Regions from separate parts of the Homo sapiens genome. Here region 1 is linked to region 2. A link is a contact called in ENCODE Hi-C or POLR2A ChIA-PET data. All regions are on one chromosome and are shown on one strand. The core of a region is the stretch at or near the end of the contact, and the rest is flanking DNA. Distances in the headings are between cores, read along the strand shown. Region 1 overlaps RXRA (retinoid X receptor alpha). Region 2 overlaps RXRA (retinoid X receptor alpha).

The links. A loop is a pair of places that touch in the nucleus more often than their neighbours do. ChIA-PET counts read pairs that join two places held with the same protein, here RNA polymerase II (POLR2A). Pooled maps may share reads with other maps.
Region 1: a map of endothelial cell of umbilical vein shows a loop between it and region 2 (4-fold over the local background). The contact joins two enhancer-like sites. A Hi-C loop is called at or near these places in 17 of 168 maps with a recorded cell type or tissue (CD14-positive monocyte, IMR-90, PC-9 and 10 more) and 10 of 50 pooled maps. POLR2A ChIA-PET finds 5 or more read pairs at or near these places in 6 of 52 experiments (A549, A673, HEK293T and 3 more).

Annotation. Positions count from the first base shown.
Region 1 is chr9:134,411,829-134,416,522 of GRCh38, reverse strand. All of the region lies in intron 4 of RXRA (retinoid X receptor alpha), which reads right to left. Among named protein-coding and RNA genes, the nearest start is that of MIR4669, 35 kb to the right of the region's middle. Within about 2 kb of position 2,527, at least 15 of the 41 ENCODE cell types and tissues checked have a DNase peak (open chromatin) inside an H3K27ac peak, as active enhancers do; they include endothelial cell of umbilical vein, heart left ventricle, heart right ventricle and 1 more, where a contact is called at or near this core.
Region 2 is chr9:134,338,875-134,343,822 of GRCh38, reverse strand. The region is part of intron 1 of RXRA (retinoid X receptor alpha); the gene reads right to left. Among named protein-coding and RNA genes, the nearest start is that of RXRA, 15 kb to the right of the region's middle. Within about 2 kb of position 2,227, at least 20 of the 41 ENCODE cell types and tissues checked have a DNase peak (open chromatin) inside an H3K27ac peak, as active enhancers do; they include endothelial cell of umbilical vein, heart left ventricle, heart right ventricle and 1 more, where a contact is called at or near this core.

The DNA.
Region 1 (4,694 bases), core at 1,278-3,777, 72 kb before region 2:
CACAGAGACGGCCCACCCAGCTCCACCGACCATGCCCCATGCAGGGCACCGAGATGCCTTTCAATCTGTCCCAGGAAGCAGCCACTCGGGGGGAACCAGAAGCCGAGCATTATGACAAAATAGAGCGATGCTTGCAGGCAGCAGGATCTGCACCAGGCATGGGCTCCGGTCAGCTGACTCTCATCAGCCCTGGGGGTGGGCGCTCAGCAAAGGGGCCTGAGGCATGAGCCCTGGCTGCCCAGGCGCATGAGGCTCCTCCCGCCCCCAGCTTACCTCCACCTGGATTTGCCTTCCTCGACTGTCCACTTTGAACACTGAGGAAGCCACCTCAGCCCCTCTGTCAGCCTATCTGGGGATCCCAAGTGCCGGGGGACAGGCTAGGACCCAGATGGAATTTGGATAGAAGAGTCCACTTGGCTTATGGGCGGTTCCCCCGAGACACGTCCCCTTCCCTGAAAGTCCTGAGCTGGGGCTCTGGTCCCCAACCCCACCACCTCCTTCTGTTCCATCCACCACCCAACAACCCCAACACCGCCCCACAGGGCGGGCACTCACATTACCCCATTGTACCGGTGAGAAAACTATGGCTGAGAGAGAAAATGACTGGTCTAAGTGAGTAAACCGCAGAGCCAGAAAAGCAACAGCGACCATGGGGTCCTGCGGCCACCTCTGTCCAGCACAGCTCCACGCCCCTACTCCAGTCAAGGCCTCTCCACTCTCGCCCTGGAAATGCCCTTCCCACCGTATCTCCTCCGAGCTCAGACATGGACCTGGGGCCAGTTCCTCCCTCCCTTGTGCCCTCCTGCCAGTGTGCTGGGCTGGGTAGTCCCTGACCCAGGCCCCTTCTCCTCCTGGTCTGAGGCCTAGGATGGTGCCCTCCTAAGGGCCCAAGGGTATGGCCTGGCAGAGGGGTTCCTGAAGCTGCCACCTCTCTGGGCCTGTGGCGGGGCTCATCCCAGCCCCTCTAGGATGTCTCGATGGTGGGCAGAACACCTGGGGTACTCACAGGCACCAGCCACCCATGGACTGACCATGTCCCATCCCACCCTCCCACCCTCTGGCTTCCAGATGGGTTTGGCAAACGGTGGGAGAACATATCTGTGCCTGTGGCACCCTCCCTGCCCCTACCCGCCACGGTGTCAGCCGCCACTTTCTCCTGAAGCTACAGCTCCCACTGAGCAGCCGTCTCGGGGCTCTGCAAGCCCCTCCCTTCACACCCCCGGGCCCAGGGTCCCCAGTCCTGCCCTGATTCCCTTCATGCCGCCACAGCTCTGTAACAGCCCCACGTGGATGCCTCTCAGCCACCCTGTGCCAACAGTTTCCTGCATGGCCCACTGGCTTGAGCGAGGGACTTCCGCCCACACAGGGAGACTCAGGCGGGGAGGCCCATCCCCAGCTTCAGGATACACCAACCAGGCAGAGGAGCCAGCCAGGGACCCCGCAGTCGGCATGCACAGGCCTGGCCCTACTGGAAACCTGATGGTGGGTGGGGGCAGGATGGGGAGCAGGGCTGGTGGGCAAATGGCAAGGGTCTGGCAGAGGCTGCAGAAGGCTCCGGTCAGCCCCCACATGGGACTTCCATGAGCCCTCCAGAGGGCGGTGCTCATCCGGGGCGGGGTCACTACTGACACGACCCTCCATACAGGGTCCTGAGCCTATAGAGCCGACCCCACCCACGCTGAGCAGCCCCCGGGGCAGGAAGCCCCCGCACACGCAGATCTCAGCCAGCATCTGAGCTGAGGGGTACGGCACCTCCACTGGCCCAGGTCCCTGAGACCCTAAGGATGGGCAGCAAGGGCAGAATTCTAAAGTCTCAGTGCCAAGACATAGCTGGCACTGCTGTCTTCCCAGTGGGGAAGCTGAGGCTCTGAGAGCCAAAGGGGCAGGGCTGAGCGCTCAAGACAGTGAGCAGCCTAAAGCTGCAGGCCCTGGGATCCGACAACCCCAGCCCCACAGAGCCTGCTAGCCTGCCACAGCCCAAGCAGCCGTGTGGCCCCGGCCAAGTCCCCTGACCTCTCTGTGCCTCGGCTCCCTCATCCGTAAGATGAAAATGACAGCGCCCACCCCCAGGATGGCTCCAAGAGGAAGCGCCAGCACACGGGGGGCCTGGAGGTGCTCAGAGCTGTCACCGGAGCCTCCCACCCCACGCGCCAGCCCGGCCCGGTGCCAGGGATTTTCTCCTGCTCAGAGGTAGCCCCAGGGCATGGGGAGCCCCAGACAAGGGTGGCCCTGAGCGAGGGGCCTTGCTGCCAGTTCTCCCCAGGTGCCTGGAGCTGGGCTCCTTGGCACCTGCCTCCTCCGCCAGGGCAGCCGAGAATTAATTAGCGAGTGTTTTGTGAAGCACTTTGAAGCTGTGAAGGGCCTGGCAGCTCTGCCCAGCATCATTATAAATATGATCGCTTTATTTATAGGCTGGGGGGCAGGAGGGGCCGGGATTTATGCTTTGCCAGCACAATCACCTTCTAGACGAAGTCATGCTTGACTCATGTTCCGCTGGCGCCGGAGGCCGGGCGGGAGGTGTCTGTAAACACAGAGCCTCTTTACCCTCCAGACCAGAGCGTGGCGGCTGGAGGAGGCAGAGTGGAGGCACGGGGGAGGCTGCTCAGAGGCAGAGGAGACTCACACACCGCAGCCCAGTCCTCCCAGGAAGACCTGAGACTCCTGCCCAGGCGGACCCTCCCCAGCATCACTGGGGTCCCAGGCCCCCAGAGACAAGCTGGCCTAGGACTCAGGGTGCAGCAGCCCCTCAGAAGCAAAGGACATCTCCGACCTGCCACAGCCCCTCAGGGTCAAGCAGGAGGGAGGGGGTCTGGGGAAGGGCAGACAGCTCCGAGGCAGGCATGTCGGAGCCGAGGGGCATCCCCAGGCCCACTGGCTCCTCTGGCTTGGGTAGTGGCAATGGCTGAGTCCTTCCTCCGTCCCTTGTGCAGCCCAGGGCTGGGCCCAAGACAGGCAGGACCGAACTCCACCAAACCATTCTGGCCTCCTCTTAAGGGTGGGGAGACAGAGACCCAGAGAGCAGCGCCAGAGGCCACACAGCAAGCTAGAGTCTCTAAAGGGAGTGACTTACCTTCCCTCCAGGGCTTCAACCTAGAGCAAGGCATCAGAACACGAGAACCATGCACACACACGTGCACACAAACCATGCAGACATACACACACAGACACACAGAGACATACCACACCACACATACCACACCACAGACATATCACACACACACCACACGCACACCCATACACCACACAGACATACCACACCCACACCCACACGTGACCACTGCTCTCCAACCCCACCACCAGCCACGCACAGCACTCTCATCCACCCCCAAGCTCGCAGGGGTCTTCCTGATGCCCCCAGCCCATCACAGATGAGGAACCTGAGGACTGGGCGAGGCAAGGTCACTTGCCCAGTTCACAGGCCAGAAGGCAAGAGGGCCACACTCGAGCCCAGCCGGGGCTCCCTTCCCACAGCAGAGACCTGTGGGTCAGCCACATCCCTGCAGTGCACGCACATGCACACACGTGCACACATAGGTGCACACACGCCAGACCCTGCTGTTTCCACACCCAGTCCTTCAGAGCTGGAGGGTGGGCACAGGAAGCAAAGGCAGGCAGGAAGGAAATGGGAAGCAGCCTTCCTGAGGGAGGAGGAGGAAGCAGAATGGGGGACAGCCACTGCCCCCTCTAGACCAATGTCTCCCCCGACGACCCTGGGTGGAAGCTAGGTCTTTTCCATCGGACTGGGAACCCCCAAGGGTGAGGCCTGTCTTCCCCATCAGAGCACGTGTCCCTGCGGGACCCCCAACCCCTGCCCCCTCCCCGGCTTCAGCAAACAGGCCCAGGCTCAGCTTGGCAGAGGGCCAACACCCACCACTGCACGTCCCCCCACCTCTGCCCACCCCTGGTCCCGGGAATGCTGCGGAACGAGTCCCTCCTGGTGGCTGCCTGCGCGTGCAGGCCCCATTGCCCAACCTGAGATGCTATCAGCCTGTGGTATCCTACCGCATAGGGGTGGGAACCCATCTGCCCCAGAGCCAGAGTGGGCCTTTGCCGGGGGCAGAGTCACCGCATGGGGGCACCTGGGCCATCCTGCCTTCAGCCAGCCCTGGGACCAACCCCAGGCGACTCCCTCGCAGCACTGCACTGGGATGCGACGCCTCAGCTCCAGCCTGTTTCTAGGGGTCTGATCACAAACCGGGCCGAGGGACCACTTGACACCAAGGCCAGTGGGCGGAGCTGCCCACCAGGGGGCCTGACACTTAGGAGGGCTCAGTCCCCAGAGCCGACAGCTCCCATCCTGCATGCTCTGGGCCACAGGCACCTAGTGTTGGCCAACTTGGCCCCATAGCTTTCTCCAGGGCTGCTGCAATGCCTCACCCATGCAGCCAACAGCCCTGCCCTCCGCTGTCGGGGAGCCTGCCTTGCAGTGGTTTGCCCAAGAGGAGAGAGGGGAGTGCTCTGCACTTCAGGACCCATCTGGAGCCAAGGGGTCTTGCCCAGCACCCAGACGCAGGCCGGGGAGGAGGGTGCCTGCCAAGCCCTCCCAGCCACCGTTTCCACGTGGGGTCCCTGCAGGGCGAGTGCCTGGGCTGCACCAGGGGCCCCGTTACTGCCCAAGAGTAAGGAGCTCCACAGGCCTGGCTGTGCAGCCCACACAGCCAGGCTGGGGGAGGCAAGAGACTCCCCCTGTGCAC
Region 2 (4,948 bases), core at 978-3,477:
CTTCCCCACAGTTGCAGAAGATCCTCTGCTTGAAGGAAGAACGCAGGCTCCCTCAGCTCAGTGCCGCGCCCGGCTGGGGACGGGCGGATGGAGGGTTGGTCCCGAGGCCCCCAGGCCCGTGGCAGTCCACCAAGTGCACACGGTCTCTCCTCTGGCCACTGAGCAAGATGGGGACAGGGCAGGGGACGTGACCCCTCAAGCCTATGTCAAGGTTGCACCCAGTGACTGGTCTCGCTTCCTGGCCCCGAGCAATTTCTAGGTCCTAGGATGGTTCCAGAACTAGCTGCCCCTGCAACCACTCCTCCCAAAAAAATGCTTCTTCCCATGAGATACAACACTCATGCCCTCCTCACGTTCCTTTGCCCTACACTGAGCGCCCCCTATTCCAGGGGCTGCAGGATGCTGACGGGCAATCCTGCATGAACCCCCAGAACCCAGAAGAAGAAACTCCTCCTCCCAGCCCTCAAAGACACTGAGGTTCAGAGGCAACCCCAGCCAGGGCCTTCCCTGCTCCCAGGCAAGAACTGAAGGACAGGCCTTACTTCAGTCAACCCTCACAACCACCTGGGCAGCAAGTGCCCTCACCCCACGTCACAGATGAGAAAGTCGACACTCAGAGAGAGAGACACGCTGCCCCAGGTCACACAGCATGTAAAAGGTCTGTGTGGGGCCCTGAACTGTGGGCCGCAGACAGCTTCCCTGGCTCCAGGGCAGGAACCCCCTCCCCACCTCCCAAGGCCAAATGCTCTGGGTCCAAGACACCTCCCAGGGCTGGGCAGGTGAAAATCCCATAATCTGCTGGGGCCTCTCTAGAAGGAGGTCCCCCCACTGCCTAGGCTGCGGGATTGGGTTTCCTGGCCTCTAATCAAAGGATTACCAGACAATCCCCAGCACCCACACGTGCCTGCATCCGCAGTCATGCCACCCACATCACTCACATACAAAGGGAAGGTCACTGTGGTGGTGGCAGGGCCACAGCCACCACCTGCGCTCAACCTGCTGAGCCAGCCAGAGCAGGAAGGGCCAGGAAGGCAGGTAGGCAGCCTCCTCCGCGGCGCTGTCCACTCTCCTATGGGGCCAGGTTCCCCCAAACCCACCAGGTCAGGGCGGCCCACACCAGCCATCTCAGCCCTGGAGACCACACATGGCCCTGTGGGAACCACAGGGGCCTCCTCCCGCAGCCCCGCAGCCCCACCACCTGCCTGGGCTCACAGCAGCTCCCAAGCAGTCCCTTGCCCACAGCTTGCTGTTACCACTCTGCCTGCACCAACCCACTGCCCCCCGCTGATGGCAGGAAGAGGGCGCACAGCACGCCATCCCAAGTGCAAGCCTCTGGGGCCTGACCACCTGGGGGACCCCTGCTCTCTGTGCCTCAGTTTCCTGGCAGGGAAAGGGCAAGGATCGGCCCCTCCATGCCCACAAGCTGTGTGGCCTTGAAGATCGGCTCAGCCTCTCTGAGCCCAGGCCCCCTCTGTAAATGAGGGCAACTCCCTCCCCCAGGGTTCTGGGAGGGCAATGGGCTTGGCACAAGCTGGTACCGGGGCACCTGGTGCACTGTGGCTTGCTAGTCCTCGACCCGGACCCCCGCCCCTGCCCTCACTCTGGCCTGGGATCCACAGTGGGTCCAGGGCTTTCTCCAGCCTGATCTCACAGTTCAGAACTCACTACCCACCAAATGCCAGCACGAGAGCCCCCACCCCGGGCCCAGCAGAGCGCCTTCAGGGAGACGCCTCCTCATTCGGGGTCTTCATGTCCCCCAGCCAGCAACACCCACCACAGGCAGGCTCCAGCTAGCCGGATGCTCTGACAGCCCCTACCCCCAGGGTTGGGCTTCACAGACCCTGGAGCACAGCGGACCCTCAGCAAGTGGGGCCAGGCCAGTAGTGGGCAGAGCCTCAACAAACCCAAGCCCAGCCCTGCCCAGCCAGGCCCCAGGCAGTGACGCTGCCAGTCACGCACCCAGCTCCAAGACCACACCGCCCAGTGCCTCTACCTCCCAAACTCCAACCTCAGGCCAAGACCCAGAGGAGGGGTGGCAACAAACAGTCACACACCAAGACATTCCCCTGCCACCATGCATGCCCCATGGTGCTCCCCATGGAGGGCGGGAAGAGGCCAGCCGCCCTGGAGCTCCCAGAAAGAGAGGAGCTCTGCCACCAGGTGTGTGCCGGCCAAGCTGCGAGCCAGCCCAACCCTGGGCCACCCATGCCCACGCCTCCTCCAAGGTCCTGGCCTGGGCCAGGAAGCCGGGTGGAGACTGGAGGGCGGGGGCCTATCTCACCCAGAGTTGCTAAAAAGAGCCAACGGGGAAGTAAAAATAGGAAATAAAAATAAAATGGCTCCAGCCAGGCCTGGTTGTTTGTGTAGGAAGCAAGGCCCCTCCCCAGCCAGCAGGGAGGGCTCGGCTCCAGGTTCCTCCCAGAGGAGGAATGTCCCCCCACCCTAGCAGCCCCCAGGACTCCAACCACACGCCAGAACCCCAGGCTGGAAGTGGCTCAAAGAAGAGTCCCAAGAATCTGGGTTCAAATCCCGACTCTGCTGTTAACTGGCCACATGATATTGGGCAAGCAGCTGAGCCCCTATCTGTAGCTCGGCCTCCTCATCAGCACTGGGGTGCAGGGAACGAGGGAGCGTGCCATGCTGTGCTGGGCACACACTCCAGGTACCACCACCCACGGCGGGGCCTGCGGTCACAGCTCCAGCCACCCACCTCTCCCTGTCCCCACCAGGACCCTCCCATCTGTGCTCTCACTCCGCCCCAAGGTGGGCCGTCAAGAGGTGAGGGCACGAGGCCAGGGTCAGGAGACAGCCTGGCTGTCAGCTCGCCCCGCTTGCCAGCCATGCCGCTCTCAGACCTCAATTTCCTCATCCACACAATTAGAGGAAGCCTTCCTTCCTCTCCTTTCCTGCGAGGCCTTTCCAGGGTTCACATGAGGCTCATTCGCACCAAAGCGTGTGTGACTGACCCTGGCTTCAGGATTGGCTCAGCTCATTCTCCCAGGGCGCAGAATTCCGCAGAAGACAGGCTCCTTGCTCCCGGAGCTGAGACACCCCAGCTAGAGGGCCAGGGAGGACCGCTTGGGCCACAGCTCACACATCCAATCTACCTGCTCAGCCTGGACGGCATGTGGCTTAGGCACTGCTGGCATTGCTCAAGAAGGCAGCTGCGGGCCGAGGCGTGCATCGAGGCTCATGCACCGAGACCGTCTGCCTGGGTGCCTGCAGAAAGGGATCTGAGTGCTTCGGGTGGTCGGTGATACCTGCCACGCTGTAGGCCAGAGGGCAGGCAGTGAGCCGGTGCCACGTGAGCCCCACTTAGACCAAAACATACTGCTTCAGAGTGCTCCCTGGCACTTCCTAAAGCCCCTCGGCCCTCACTCCTGGCTGGACAATTATCACCCCTGTGACACTTCCTGGGAACTGGCTGAAAGGTCAGTGGGTGGCATCACTGGTCTGCCCCAAACCACCATCCCCACGATGGCCAAAGTCTTTCTAGAACATATATCTGCCTGCAGCCCTCCACAGCCCCCTACAGCTTCTCATTCTCCTGTCCTGGACCCCGAGCCCTCAGGACCCTTAGCTAAGGAGGGAGCCGGACAGCACGGGCAGTGGCCAGTCTCAAACCTGGACCCGCAGGCACAAGCCATCAGAAGGTGTGGGGCACAAGACACACAGAAGCACACACAGGCACACATGCCGACACAGCACGGGCACAGGGAGACACGAGGACACAAGTGCACACGGATACACACTCACACAGGGACAGGGACAGAGGGACACAGACATGGGTGCACACAGATACAGGCTCAGACATGGACACAGATGTGCACAGAGGAACACACATGCACGGGTGCACACAGACAGGCTCACACAAGAGCACAGGCGTGCACACTCACATACACACAGGTTCACACACAGACACACACAGGCTCACACAAGGGCATGGATGTTCACAGACACACACACATGGGCTCACACACACACAGACTCACACACACACACACACAGAGGCTTACACACAGACTCATACACACAGGCTCACACAAGGGCATGGGTGTGCACAGACACACACGGGATCTCACACATAGACACACACACACAGGCTCAAACACACACAGGCACACACACAGAGACACACACACACACAGGCTCACACACACACAGGCACACACACAGACACACGCACAGGCTCACACACACAGAGACTCACACAGAAACACACGCACAGGCTCACACACACAGGCTCACAAAAGGCCATGGGTATGCAGAGACTCACACACACACGGGCTCACACACACACACACACAGACTCACACACACTCACACAAGGGCGTGGGCATGCACACCCACACACAGGCTCACACACAGGCACACACTCACACAGGCATGGCACCCACACACTCTCACACACAGGCTCACGGGCTCACACGCAGACAGAGGCTCACGCGCACAAACCCTGGCTGGAATCCCAGCCACACACATAAGCCCACACAGGCTCACGGGCTCACACGCAGACAGAGGAGGGTCTGGGGAGGACGACGCGCCCCTGAAGGCCAGGCAGGGAGGGAGGAACAGCGCGGGAGGCGCCATGCCAGCCACCTCAGTCCTGGCCTTTCTGCCAAGAGCTCTCCAGGCTGGCCAGAGGGCATGAGAGGGTCCCTACGGACAGGGCACAGGGAGGCAGGGCCCTGAGCCCACGGGGCCAACCCCAGGGGGGGTGACCACCAGCCCTGCCCCGACACCAGGCACACGGCCGGCGACCTAGGTCCGGCTCCAAGTCCCCAGGTCCCTGCCGGTGTGGGCACTGCCAGCGCCAAGCAAGGCATCCACAGCAGGAGGCAGACAGCAGTGGTGACAACAATCGGCTCCTTGTTCTCAGAAAGGCGGCCAGGCAGACCTGAGGGAGGGCAGAGGGGTCAGCAGGGAGGGCAGAACGGCGGCTGTCTCC